Regions from separate parts of the Homo sapiens genome. Here region 2 is linked to region 1. A link is a contact called in ENCODE Hi-C or POLR2A ChIA-PET data. All regions are on one chromosome and are shown on one strand. The core of a region is the stretch at or near the end of the contact, and the rest is flanking DNA. Distances in the headings are between cores, read along the strand shown. Region 1 holds the start of LINC01635 (long intergenic non-protein coding RNA 1635). Region 2 holds the start of RCC1 (regulator of chromosome condensation 1).

The links. A loop is a pair of places that touch in the nucleus more often than their neighbours do. ChIA-PET counts read pairs that join two places held with the same protein, here RNA polymerase II (POLR2A). Pooled maps may share reads with other maps.
Region 2: a map with no recorded cell type shows a loop between it and region 1 (13-fold over the local background). The contact joins the promoter of RCC1 here to the promoter of LINC01635 in region 1. A Hi-C loop is called at or near these places in 1 of 37 single-sample maps with no recorded cell type and 3 of 50 pooled maps. POLR2A ChIA-PET finds 5 or more read pairs at or near these places in 2 of 52 experiments (OCI-LY7 and activated CD4-positive, alpha-beta T cell).

The regions. Positions count from the first base shown.
Region 1 is chr1:22,023,130-22,029,830 of GRCh38, reverse strand. It overlaps LINC01635 (long intergenic non-protein coding RNA 1635), which reads left to right and starts at 3,783. Exons shown (of 3, transcript NR_110692.1): 1 at 3,783-3,867; 2 at 4,865-5,025; 3 at 5,386-5,837. It overlaps LINC00339 (long intergenic non-protein coding RNA 339), which reads right to left and starts at 4,640. Exons shown (of 2, transcript NR_023918.2): 1 at 4,459-4,640. RefSeq lists enhancers at 3,661-3,955, 4,033-4,142, 3,754-4,355.
Region 2 is chr1:28,502,221-28,508,921 of GRCh38, reverse strand. RCC1 (regulator of chromosome condensation 1) reads right to left here and starts at 2,879. Exons shown (of 13, transcript NM_001381865.2): 1 at 2,838-2,879; 2 at 762-794; 3 at 17-92. It overlaps SNHG3 (small nucleolar RNA host gene 3), which reads right to left and starts at 2,979. Exons shown (of 4, transcript NR_036473.1): 1 at 2,838-2,979; 2 at 2,595-2,702; 3 at 762-794; 4 at 1-92. SNORA73A (small nucleolar RNA, H/ACA box 73A) reads right to left here and starts at 1,557; the gene lies at 1,351-1,557. It overlaps SNORA73B (small nucleolar RNA, H/ACA box 73B), which reads right to left and starts at 364; the gene lies at 160-364. RefSeq lists enhancers at 814-1,579, 1,771-2,065.

The DNA of each region.
Region 1 (6,701 bases), core at 2,534-5,033:
TCTCGGCTCACCGCAACCTCTGCCTCCCAGGTTCAAGCAATTCTCCTGCCTCAGCCTCCTGAGTGGCTGGGATTACAGACACGTGCCACCACCTCCAGCTAAATTTTGTATTTTTCATAGAGATAGGCTTTCACCAGGTTGGTCAGGCTGGTCTCGAACTCCTGACCTCGTAATCTGCCCCCATCAGTGTCCCAAAGTGCTGGGATTACAGGCATGAGCCACCACACCCAGCCCCTCCAACTATTTTTATATAACATTTGTTATGTCTACAAAGCAATTTATGAAGAGGAGCTAAAAGAGGAGAATAAGGTCAGTTCATTTATATCTAATCTACTGACTTTCCACCTCCCTCCATCTCTTTCATCATGATTAAAGAATAGCAAACATTAACAAGTACTTCAAAGGAGCAGTGCACTATGATTGCACCTGTGAATAGCCACTGCACTCCAGCCTGAGCAACACAGCGAGAGCTCTTAAAAAAAAGAAAAAGAAAAAGAAAGCCAGGTGAAGTAGCTCACGCCTGTAATCCCAGCACTTTGGGAGGCCAAGGTGGGTGGATCAACTGAGGTCAGGAGTTCAAGACCAGCCTGGCCAATATGGTGAAACCCCATCTCTACTAAAAATACAAAAATTATGGCCAGGCATGGTGGCTCACGCCTGTAATCCCAGCACTTTGGGAGGCCAAGGCGGGCGGATCAACTGAGGTCAGGCGTTCGAGACCAGCCTGACCAACATGGAGAAACCCCGTCTCTACTAAAATTACAAAAATTAGCTGAGCATGGTGGCGCGTGCCTGTAATCCCAGCTACTCGGGAGGCTGAGGTAGGAGAATCGCTTGAACCCAGGAGGCAGAGGTTGCTGTGAGCTGAGATCGTGCCACTGCACTCCAGCCTGGACAACAAGAGCAAAACTCCATCTCAAAAAAAAAAAAAAAAAAGGTGGCTCACTTGAGCCCAGGAATTCGAGACCAGCCTGGGTAACATGGCAAAACCCTGTCTCTACAAAAAAAAAATTATCTGGGTGTGGTGGCACATGGCTGTAGTCCCAGCTACTGGGAGGTAGAGGCTGCAGTGAGCTGTGATCACGCCACTGCACTCCAGCCTGGGCAACAGAGTCCTTGTCTCCAAAAAAAAAAAAAAAAGAACCCAGGTTAAGATCAAGAATGAAGCACCTCTGATCAGTGTATGGGACTTGTCAAAATCCTAATAGAGTACACTTCCAACTCTTTGGATATTTGAGAGCTCCAGGATTATCAAACCAGCTATAGCCGTGGGGGGCGGCGGGGCGGGAGGCAAATTAAATACCTGTAAAATGCCAGAAAAAAAGCCTTTGCTTCATTTGGGCTAGGGCCCCAGTTCAAAAGAGGAGTTATTTACAGGAAAACACATCCTATGTTAATTAACTTTAAAACAAGAGAGTTCAAATAACAGAAATGACTAAATTAATTCTCACATTAGGATACAGCCCCATGATGCAGTCACTTTTCAAGGATCATCATTTTCTTTTTTTTTTTTTTTTTTTTGAGACGGAGTCTTGCTCTGTTGCCCAGGCACAATCTCGGCTCACTGCAACCTCTGCCTCCCAGGTTCAAGCAATCCTCCTGCCTCAGCCTCCTGAGTAGCTGGGACTACGGCACGTGCCACCAGGCCCAGCTAATTTTTTTTTGTATTTTTAGTAGAAATGAGGTTTCACCATGTTAGCCAGGATGGTCTCGATCTCCTGACCTCATGATCCACCGCCCTTGCCTCGGCCTCCCAAAGTGCTGGGATTACAGGTGTGAGCCACCGTGCCCGGCCCATTGTTTTCTTTAATACTCTCTTCCCTCAAAGAACTAATCCCTTCCAGACATATAATACATAGCAGGAGAGCTGACATTTAAAATCCTTCCCACCTCAGAGAATCTCTCAAATCTGTTTCCTGAGCAACAATTGACAGAAGCCAACAATCACTAACGCTGACTAGCTGCCGTGCACCCAGCACCTAGTCATCCCTTCTCTAAAGGTTCCCTGACCCATTTCTTAGGAGACTTTAATTGATTCTAGACCCAGCACCTTGGATATTCTTGGGAGTACACCAATTCTTCTCACATTATCTTGGTTTTTGCTCAGTTAATAAGGTGTGCTCATCCCCCAAAGTAAGCTGTTACTAACCTAGGGTGGTGAATAGGGAAAAGCAGAATCACTTAGGGTGAGTTGGACTAAAATATTTCGTCCAAGAAAGGTTGGGTGAAACACTGTGGGAAAGCAAAATCTTGGGAACAACCTAAGTGACCATCAACAGGGAAATGACTGAAGTACCGTCAACCACTCAGTGGTGCCGCCACGTAAAAAATGAAGCAGGCTTATGAGTACTGGTAAGAAAGCTGTCCATATCACAACATGACTAAGGTCCCGATCGATGTGTAGTATGACCCCCGATCTGAGGAAATTAAAAATACATAAATACAGATACAAATAAATAAAACCTGATATATCCAAATAATAGATAGAAAGTTATCAAAGAAATTAATTGTATTTACTTCTGAAGGGCAGAAACAGTAGAAGGGGGAAACACTTTTCATTTTACATCTTTCTGCATTGTTTTCTAACTACACACATGTATTACTTTTATAACAACTCAAGAGGAAGAAAACTTCTCAGGCTTTCCCCTCCTGCCCAAAAACCTTTCTGAGTGAAAACCCCTAACCCACTTAGGAAAACACCCTTTTATTACTTCTTCTAGCTCCCAGCACCCAACGTCTTTACAACCCAGGTTTCTAGGAACAGACTGTCAGTGGGCCTTTTTCTTTCCTTTTTTTTTTTTTTGAGACAAGTCTCACTCTGTCGCTCAGGCTGGAGTGCAGTAGTGTGATCTCGGTTCACTGCAACCTTTCCTCCTTCTGGGTTCAAGCAATTCTCTGCCTCAGCCTCCCGAGTAACTGGGATTACAGGTGCCCACCACCATACCTGGCTAATTTTTATGTTTTTAGTAGAGATGGGGTTTCACCATGTTGACCAGGCTGGTCTCGAACTCCTGACTTCGGGTGATCCACCCGCTTCGGCCTCCCAAAGTGCTGGGATTACAGATGTGAGCCACCACGCCCAGCAGTCAGTGGGCCAATTCTTAAGGCTGGCTCTCAAAGATGAACCAGCACCACAATTTACCCGGCTTATAAATCCTGTCAGCTTCAGAAGACGACTTACCAAACACAAATTTATCCTCACCAGTTAATAACTCCTTTTCTTTGCTCAAAAACCCAGTGAGAAAAAATAACTCCAGGCCAGGCACAGTGGCTCATGCCTATACTTCTAGCACTTTGGAAGGCCGAGGCGGGTGGATCACCTGAGATCAGGAGTTCAAGACCAGGCTGGCCAACATGGTGAAACCGTCTCTATTAAAAATGCAAAACATTAGCCAGGCGTGGTGATGTGCGACTGTAATCCCAGTTACTCGAGTGGCTGAGGCAGGAGAATCGCTTGAACCCATGTGGCAGAGAAGGTTGCAGTGAGGCGACAACGCGGCACTGCAACTCCGGCCTGGGCGACAGAGCGAGACTCCGTCTCAAAAAAAAAAAAAAGAAAAAATAACTCCAGTGCACTGCGCCCTTACTTCCTATCTAACATTGTGCCGAACGTTATACACAGATCCTCCTCCGTATGATCCTTAGTTCAGGATCATAAACTCTTGATAAATTACTGCCCCAGGAACCTCCAGTGACATCAACCGCTGCTACCATTTGTGGAATTCTGCCGGCCAGACACCCCACACTGCATTCCCTCACAACTGATCCTCCCGATAGCCCATGGGGTAGGCACTGTTATTTCCATTCACAGATAAGCAAAGTGAGGCTCGGAGGGCGGGGACTTGCCCAAAGCCACAAGGATGAAAGGTAGTGCGATGACTCAACCGATAAAAATAATCCCGGTTGTGGTGGGGGGGAGCTGAGCCCGACTCCTCCCACTATGCTGCCGCGGCTCCGAAGGCCTAGCCCGAGTGCGGAAATGGGCTTCTAGGGTCCCAGGACGAGGTCCACCTCCAGAGCTGCAGTGAGGTCCAAGTCAGCCCGAGGAGCCCGCAGGTCCCACATTTCAGTCATTTCCCTACCCCAAAGGCAGGGACTCCCCGCTCCTGGGGCAGGCAGCCACTGTGGCCGCGAGCAAGCGTACTCGGGTTAGGAAGGAGAAGGAAGGGGACAGGGGGAACGTTCACCTACGCAGCTGCCACCTCGGAGGACGGGGGAGCGGGGGACGAGGAAAGATCAGGATAAGACCCTAACTCCCACAAATGACTCCAGGAAAGGGAGACCACCACTCCCCGAGCTTTGGAGCGCCGCGCGGGAACCGGAAGTCATGCCCCGCCCGGAAGTTAAGAGGAGGGGCATAGGTTGGAAGGGGTGGGCCGGGTCTCTCTAGCCTCCGCGGTACTACGCAGCTTCATGGTTTTAACTCTTGGTGGTCTTTTGACCGTCCTCAGTCCTTACCGTGCGGAGTTTTGGATACATTCTTAGCAGCTTTTTCGCTCCGGAGAAGTTCTTTATCTTTCTGAGCCGCAGTTTGCCCAACTGCAAAATGGAAAGAGATGAAGCAGGAATTAAGATACTCTAGGAGCTCGCCCACAGCTGATTCAGGGCCCCATTCTGAGGTTACACCCTTAAGCCTTTGCACCACTCAAAGGAAGGAAACCAAGAGAGAGGGGTGGCTGGCTGCTGTTTGGAGACAGTGGTCCTTGTATTGGCGCCCCGCGGAATCACTCCAGATGAGTCAGTGGATACAGTCTATAGGTCCCGCCTCATTGTACGCAAACAGCAGTGGGCATATGGCCGTGGGGGGTTGATACAGCCTGTCCGGGGTGGGACTCTGTGTGTATGGGAGGCTAAATCTCAGCAGGACTTTTCCAGTTGCTACCAGACTACGCACTGTCGCCTGATGGTTAAGAACTGAAGCTTTAGCCGTGCGCGGTGGCTCACGCCTGTAATCCCAGCACTTTAGGAGGCAGAGGCGTGTGGATCACCTGAGGTCACGAGTTCGAGACCAGCTTGACCAACAAGGTGAAACTCAGTCTTTACTAAAAATACAAAAATTAGCCGGGCGTGCTGGCAGGCGCCTATAGTCCCAGCTGCTCGGGAGACTGAGACAGGAGAATTGCTTGAACCCGGGAGGCGGAGGTTGCAGTGAGCCGAGATTGCGCCATTGCACTCCAGCCCGGACGAGGGAGCAAGACTCCATCTCAAAGATGAAGCTTTGAAGTCATACTGATCTGGTTTGCGTCTGATCACACAGGTTCAATGACACAGCCGGCTAGAGGAAGCAGAGATGCTAACCACTGCAGCCCCGATCTTAACCCTGAAGGGGAGGGATTGAGCTGTTAGAGAGAGGTACTCAGTTGACTTCTCCCTCTCTCTTTCCAGCTGGCATATCCGAATGGGCTGAGCTACCGGATTAAGAGGGACACCCCAAAGCCCCCATTGCTGGGTTATTGCTCCAGAGCCAATGTTCTTGGGGAAAGGAAGATATGCCCTTTGTCAACATTGCCACTGCTGGTCTGTAAACTCCTAGACGGCCAGCTGGTGGTTCACAAACCAGGACTCCTTGCTCTGGCCCTACCCCTACCTACCAGAATGACCGTGAACCCTTCCCCACTCACTCCTACAACCAGGTTTCCATCTCCTCTCTCAGCTTAGGTTTCCCTAACTGTAAAATAAAAGGGTTGGACTAGGTTAAGGACTTCCTGCTATTTCTCTCTCCCACACTCTAAGGTTCCTTAGGAATGCTTCAGAAAACAGCAGGGGTTGGGGCAAGGATGCCGCTTGAGTCCCAGAGCAACTCCAATTTCATAGGCACATAAATTTATGTGAAAGTATATACGTTTCGGCTTGTGTAAGATTATTTTATCATCCCAGGTAAAATTCAGCCTTTGTGCTTCATCTTTCCCCACCCTCCTGCTCACTCAGTTTGCTCCAAGAACACTGACCTTCTGGCTATTTTGCAAATCTGACAATCTGACAAGCTCATCTTCACTTCTTTTTTTTTTTTTTTTTTTTTTTTGAGACGGAGTTTCGCTCTTGTTGTCTAAGCTGGAGTGCAATGGTGTGATCTCGACTCACTGCAACCTCTGCCTCCCGGATTCAAGCGATTCTCCTGCCTCAGCCTCCCGAGTAACTGGGATTACAGGCACGAGCCACCACACCCGGCTAATTTTTTGTACTTTTAGTAGAGACGGGGTTTCGCCATATTGGCCAGGCTGGTCTCGAACTCCTGACCTCAGGTGATCCGCCCACCTCAGCCTCCCAAAGTGCTGGGATTACAGGTGTGAGCCACCACGCCCAGCCTTTTTTTGAGGCAGAGTCTCATTCTGTCACCCAGGCTGGAATGCAGTGGCATGATCTCAGCTCACTGCAACTTCCACCTCCTGGGTTGAAGTGATTCTCTTGCCTTAGCCTCCCAAGTAGTTCAGATTACAGACTTGCACCACCCTGTCCAGCTAATTTTTGTATTTTTAGTAGAGACAGGGTTTTGCCATGTTCCCCAGGCTGGTCTCGAACTCCTGACCTCAAGCGATCCACCCACCTCGGCTTCCCAAAGTGCTGGGATTACAGGCGTGAGCCATCGCACCCGGCCTCATCTTCACTTCTTTTGCTGATCTCTGCTTGCAGTGCTCTTTCCTGAGATCTGTTCACCCAGGTTCCAGTTCAACTGTAGCGTCTCCTTTTCTGCCCACCTCCTC
Region 2 (6,701 bases), core at 1,630-4,129, 6.5 Mb before region 1:
AAAAAAATCAGTTTACCTACTCTCCCTTCTATATAAAGGACCCTAAAATTAAATGTCAATGCCAAAATGCGAAGTGCAGATCGTCTTCTCTCCTAAAAGAAAAGAAATAATGATTAGACTCCTGAAGATCCTACTTCAACTTAAAATCTAGTATACTAGATATGTTTCCTGCATGGTTTGTCTCCCCAGTCATTGTCCACAGGACTCTGGGAAGCTGTAGGAATATGCAGGCGCAGACACGAGGCCCAGCTTCATCTTCAACGTTGTGGAAAGGGACTGTACATCATGGGGCAGAGCCCTAAGCTCCCCTATGCCACTTGGACAGAGCCTGGGGAGAGTGACCTCCCAGGGTATCCACGTTGGAATGCTCATTAGTGAGGAATTGGAGTAACCGACAAATCCAATATTGCTAATCACCCACAGTATTTTCAAGGGCTAGTATCTTTCTCAGCTCAGGCTACACATGTAGATAAAGCCAATTAGGCTTCCTACAGTTCACTAGGGCAGCTTTTACTACTTTGCACTTTTAATGAGCTGACTAAAAAAAGCAATTTTTACAGAACAGAGCATATGTTGAAGTTATGTCAACATGCCTACAAAAATGCAGCAAAGTCGATATTTGGCTATTGCTCTGAGAATGATTAAATGCCTCAGAGGTAAATCCTGACCAACTAGAATAAAAGTCTCTTCAATCCTATTTCCATTACAGAAATCATTGACAAAGAGCTGATAAGCAAAAAACAATTAGCAGATTTACTCACCAAATAAGAGTTACTTGGAATCCTTAACAAATCCTGCAAAACAAGATATTAATCTATTAGTACAGCAAAACCCTAAACTTTTTCAACGAGGGGCCTCATGCTATCGCCTGGGGTTGGAGTACAGTGGCACTGGAGTATAGGTTTGAGTATAGGTCACTCCTGGGCTCCAGCGATTCTCCTTCCTCCAGCTACCTATCATCATGCCTGGCTACTTTTTAGCCAATTTTTCTTAAACATGTATTAAGACTTCAATCCAGCCAGGTGTGGTGGCTCACGCCTGTAATCCCAACATTTTGGGAGGCCAGAGGCTGGCGGATCACAAGGTCAGGAGTTTGAGACCAGCCTGACCAACATGGTGAAACCCTGTCTTTACTAAAAATACAAAAATTAGCCTGGCGTGGTGGCGGGGGCCTGTAATCCCAGCTACTCAGGAGGCCAAGGCAGGAGAATCACTTAGCATAATCACTTGAACCCGGGAGGCAGAGGCAATGGAGTGCGCCACTGCACTCCAGCCTGGGCAACAGAGCGACTCCATCTCCAAAAAAAAAAAAAAAAAAAAAGACTTCAATCCAGATTCAGTGCTCTAGAAGGCTGTTTCCTGCATGGTTTGTCTCCCCAGTAATTGTCGACAGGACTCTGGGAAGCTGTAGGAATATGCAGGCGCAGACACGAGGCCCAGCTTTATTTCCAACGTTGTGGAAAGGGACTTGTACATCATGGGGCAGAGCCCTATGCTCCCCTACGCCACTTGGACAGAGCCCGGGGAGAGTGACCTCCCGGGTGTATCCACGTTGGACAATCAGTGTAACGCATAAATTTACAGAATCCAATAGGAAACAATTTCATCCATTCATGTTACTACAGATCTTAAACAAGAAAGCAAACGAGTTTCCACCCTGTCCACAGTGGGGTGTTAAAAAAAAATCGGTTTCTAGACTGGTAACATGCATATTCAGCTATTCTAATTACTTTACAATAGGCGGTTAGTACTATGTGGAAGGTACCGCAGAAGCAAAGACAACAATTAGGCCCAGCTATCCTAAATTCAAATGAAACACGTGGACTTGTTAATTACCCCCAAATCGGCCAGGCACGATGGCTCACGCCTGTAATCCTAAAAATATAAAAATAAAAATGACCCAAATCACAAAAATACGAGAAAGCATAATTACGAAACGCAATGCTTCCAAATTATGAAAATCTTCGGCCTGGCGTGGCGGACCACAAGGTCAGGCGTTGGAGACCAGCCTGGCCAACATGGTGAAATCCCGTCTCTACTAAAAATACAAAAATAAGCCAGGCGCGGTGGTACACGCCTGTAGTCCCAGCTACTCGGGAGGCTGCGGCAGGAGAATTGCTTGAGCCCAGCAGGCGGAGGTTGCAGTGGTGCGATCAAATAAAAAGAAAAATTGAGAAAATTCTTAAAGGCAAATGAGGATCCAGAATAAAACTGTGTGCAATTATATTGAGAACGACAATGTGCCTACTATGAGGCAGTAAGATAAACAGTGGGGGTGGCGGTGCACCTTCAGAGGCTCGCTGGGTCGGGCGGCAGCCCTGCGGGTCCCGAGGTCTCCATGGCCCACTTCTGGCCCAGGCCCGTCTAACGCGTACTTTAGAGTTGGGACCGATGCCGCCTAAGACACCCATATATAGTTTTAAATTACATGATTTCCGGCCAGGCGCGGTGGCTCACGCCTGTAATCCCAGCACTTTGGAAGGCCGAGGGTGGTGGATCACCGGAAATCAGGAGTTCAAAACCAGCCTGACCAACATAGCGAAACCCCGTCTCCACTAAGAATACAAAAATTGGCCGGGCGTGGTGGCACGTGCCTGTAATCCCAGCTGCTGGAGAGGCTGAGGCACGAGAATCGCTTGAACCCGGCAGGCGGAGGTTGCAACGAGCACTGCAGTCCAGCCTGAGTGACAAACCGACTCCGTCTCAAAAAAAAAAAAAAAGTAAATAAATAAAATACTATATGATCTTCCTAGGGAAGCTCGGCTACTGATCTATAGCATTAGACCCACAACTCCGGTGGCAAGCATCTGATCACACTTACCAAGGATCACACTTACCAAGGAGAAGAAGCGACCACTGCGAATCTGTCTCCAAAAAGGAGAGAGAAAACGCGAAGCATCCTTTTTAAACCTTACGAAGTGCCCGGAAGTCCTGGAATGTCTATTGCGCGTGCGCAGAAGCATGCGCAGTTAGAGAATCAGAAACTCACTGAGGCTTCTGGGAATCTACTGCAGATTGAGCCCCACCCCTTCCTGGCTGGGAGGCCTCTCGCGGTAGTGGATCCTTCCCGCGGGACCTTGCTGGGGAATGTACGTTACAGAAATAGGTTTGTAGGTATGTAGCTGCAGAGGACGTTTACTTCTGTGCAATCACTGGACTCAGTCTGTAGGATATGCCCTTAGATAAACTGGCCAAAAAGTTTTTGGAAGAGTCGAACGCGGTGGCTCACGCCTGTGATTACAGCAGCTCTGAAGGCCGTGAGGGGCGGATCGCTTGAGGCCAGGAGTTCGAGACCGGCCTGGGCATCATGGCGAAACCCCGTCTCTACAAAAAATACAGAACATAAGCCAGGCATGGTGCCGCGCACCTCCAGTCCCAGCTACTCGGGAGGCTGAAGCATGAGAATCGTTTGAACCTGGGAGGCGGTGGTTGCAGTGAGCCGAGATCGCGCCGATGCACTCCATCCTGGTCGACAGAGCGAAACTCTCTCTCCAAATAAATAAGTAAAACGTTGGAATAATAAGAATGCAGAATGAAAAAAATACATATAGAGAAATACGGAGTATCAAAAGGAATTGAATCTGCTCTGTCACCTGTGAAAGAAATAATTTGATAAATGTGAAGGTAAATAAGATGAAAGTGCCCCTAGACGAATCAGATAAAAGTTTAAAAACTCCAGGCCTGGCCCGGATAAAAATAAATAAAAATAAAAAATAAAAAACTCCATTGCACAACAGTGTGAATGAATGTAATTAAAAGCACTGCCCTATACTCTTTCTTTTTTTTTCGAGATGGAGTTTTGCTCTGTCACCCAGGCTAGAGTGGAATGGCGCGGTCTCGGCTCACTGCAACCCCGGCCTCCCGGGTTCAAGCGATTCTCCTGCCTCGGCCTCCCCAGTAGCTGGGATTACAGGCGCCCGCCACCGTGCCTGGCTAATTTTTGTATTTTTAGCAAGACGGGGTTTCACCATCTTGGCCAGGCTGGTCTCGAACTCCTGACCTCAAGCAATCCACCCGCCTCGGCCTCCAAAGTGCTGAGATTACAGGCATGAGCCAGCGCACCTGGACTTTTTTTTTTTTTTTTTTTTTGAGACGGAGTCTCGCTCTGTCGCCCAGGCTGGAAGGAAGTGGTGTGATCTCGGCTCACTGCAACCTCCACCTCCCAGGTTCAACCAGTTCTCCTGCCTCAGCCTCCCGAGTAGCTGGGACTATAGGCATGCCACCATGCCCGGCTAATTTTTGTATTTTTAGTAGAGACCGGGTTTCACCATGTTGGCCAGGCTGCTCTCGAACTCCTCACCTCAAGTGATGCCCGCCTTGGCCTCCCAAAGTACTGGGATTACAGGCCTGAGCCACCACACCTGGCCCCCTATACATTTTAAACTAGTTAAAAATGGCAAGTTTTATGTATATTTTACCACACACAAAACCCTCTGAATATGAAGTAGGCAAGTAAAGAATGCTTACGATATATATACATAAGAAATGTTGCAAATATGATGGAATTTTTAGTGTGGTGTAAGGTGGAAAAACGTTGGCTAGAGAGACAGAGCTATCACAGCTGGGCTATCTTGAGTAGTAACGTTTATGGTGTTCCTCCTACATATTAGATTTTGTTCTGAATGCTTTATTACGTACATTATTTACTATCGCAGCAATTCTTTTTTTTTTTTTTTTTGAGATGGAGTCTTGCTCTGTTGCCCAGGCTGGAGTGCAGTGGCTCGATCTTGGCTCACTGCATTCTCTGCCTCCTGGGTTCAAGCAATTCTCCTGCCTCAGCCTCCCGAGTAGCTGGGACTGCAAGCAAGTGTCACCATGCCCCACCAATTTTTGTATTTTCAGTAGAGACGGGGTTTCACCATATTGGCCAGGGTGGTCTTGAACTCCTGACCACGTGATCTGCCCGCCTTGACCTCCCAAAGTGCTGGGATTACAGGCATGAGCCACCGTGCCCGGCCTACAAATTTTTTTTTTTTTTTAGATGAAGTCTCACTCTGTCCCCCAGGCTGGAGTGTAGTGGTGCGATCTCGGCTCACTGCAACCTCCGCCTCTCAGGTTCAAGCAATTCTCCTGCCTCAGCCTCCTGAGTAGCTGGGATTACAGGCGCCCGCCACCATGCCCAGCTAATTTTTGTATTTTTAGTAGAGACGGGTTTTCAGCATGTTGGTCAGGCTGGTCTTGAACCCCTGACCTCATGATCCACCTGCCTCGGCCTCCCAAAGTGCTGGGATTACAGGCTTGAGCCACTGCGCCCGACCCCGGCCTACAAAATTTTAAAAAAAATGTTAGCTGAGTGTAGTGGCACATTCCTGTAATCCTAGCTACTTATGAGGTGTGAGGATCACCTGAGCCCAGGAGATGGAGGCTGCAGTGAGTCGTGATCATGCCACTGCACTCCAGCCTGGGCAACAGAGCAAGAACCTATCTCAAAAAAAAAAAAAAAAAAAAAAAAAAAAGACATTTCTGATGTAGGGTTTGTCGTCCCACTGGAATTGCAAGGTAAGAGAAGAACTTGAGGATACCAGAGTTTCAGGCTTAGGAGGCTGAACATACTATGGTCTCTAACCTTGATAAGTGGAAATGCAGGCAGTGGGGGAGGAGTAATGTCCACATTGGAGTATATACGAGTTACCTGAGTAACATCTGGTTGTATATAAGTCCAAAGAGCAATTAGATATATGGGGTTGGGCTTCCTGTAAGAAATCTGAGTTGGTGATAAAATATTTAGAAGTTGTAAGAATTAGCATGGTGGCTAAAGTCGTCTTGGAAGAATGAGGAGAGTGATGGGAAGACATGAAACCCCAGCATTTATTTTATTTTGAGACAAGATCTCGCTCTGTTGTTGAGGTTGGAATGCAGTGGTGTGATCAGGACTACTGCAGCCTGGACCACCAGGGCTGAAACGATTCTCTCACCTCAGCCTCTTCTGAGTAACGGGAACTAGAGGCATGCACCACCATGCTCAGCTAATTTTTTAAATTTTTGGTAGAGATGGCCTCTCACTATACTGCCCGGGCTGGTCTTGAACTCCTGGCCTGAAGCGATCTGCCAATCTTGGCCTCCGAAAGTGCTGGGATCACAGGCATGAGCCACCACACCCGGTAAAACACAGCATTCATTTATTTTATTTTATTCATTTATTTTTGGATGGAGTCTCACTCTTGTCACCCAGGCTGGAGTGCAGTGTTGTGATCTTGGCTCACTGCAACCTCTGCCTCCCGGGTTCAAGCAATTCTCGTGCCTCAGCCTCCCAAGTACCTGGGACTACAGGCACATGCCACCACACCCAGCTAATTTTTTTGTAGTTTTAGTAGAGATGGGGTTTCACCATGTTGGCCAGGTTGGTCTCGAACTCCTGACCTCAGGTGAACCACCTGCCTCGGCCTCCCAAAGTACTGGGATTACAGGCGTGAACCATCGCACCTGGCCGAAAACCCAGCATTTAAATGGTGTTCGAGGAAGAAGCCAGCAGCACAGAGAAAGGTCAGTCAGGGAAGGAGAACCAGAAGACAGCGGTGCCTCAGAAGCCAAGGAAGAAGAGTTTTGAGGACTAGAACATTGTCCAAAGCACCAAATGTTGCAAAGCAGCCAAGTGCAATAACCGAAGGCTGAGAAATCCCTGGTGACCACAGGAAAGCCATATTGGTTTGGATTTCGTTTAGATTTTAATGAGCTGAGTGAATATGGCCTTAGGTAGGGAA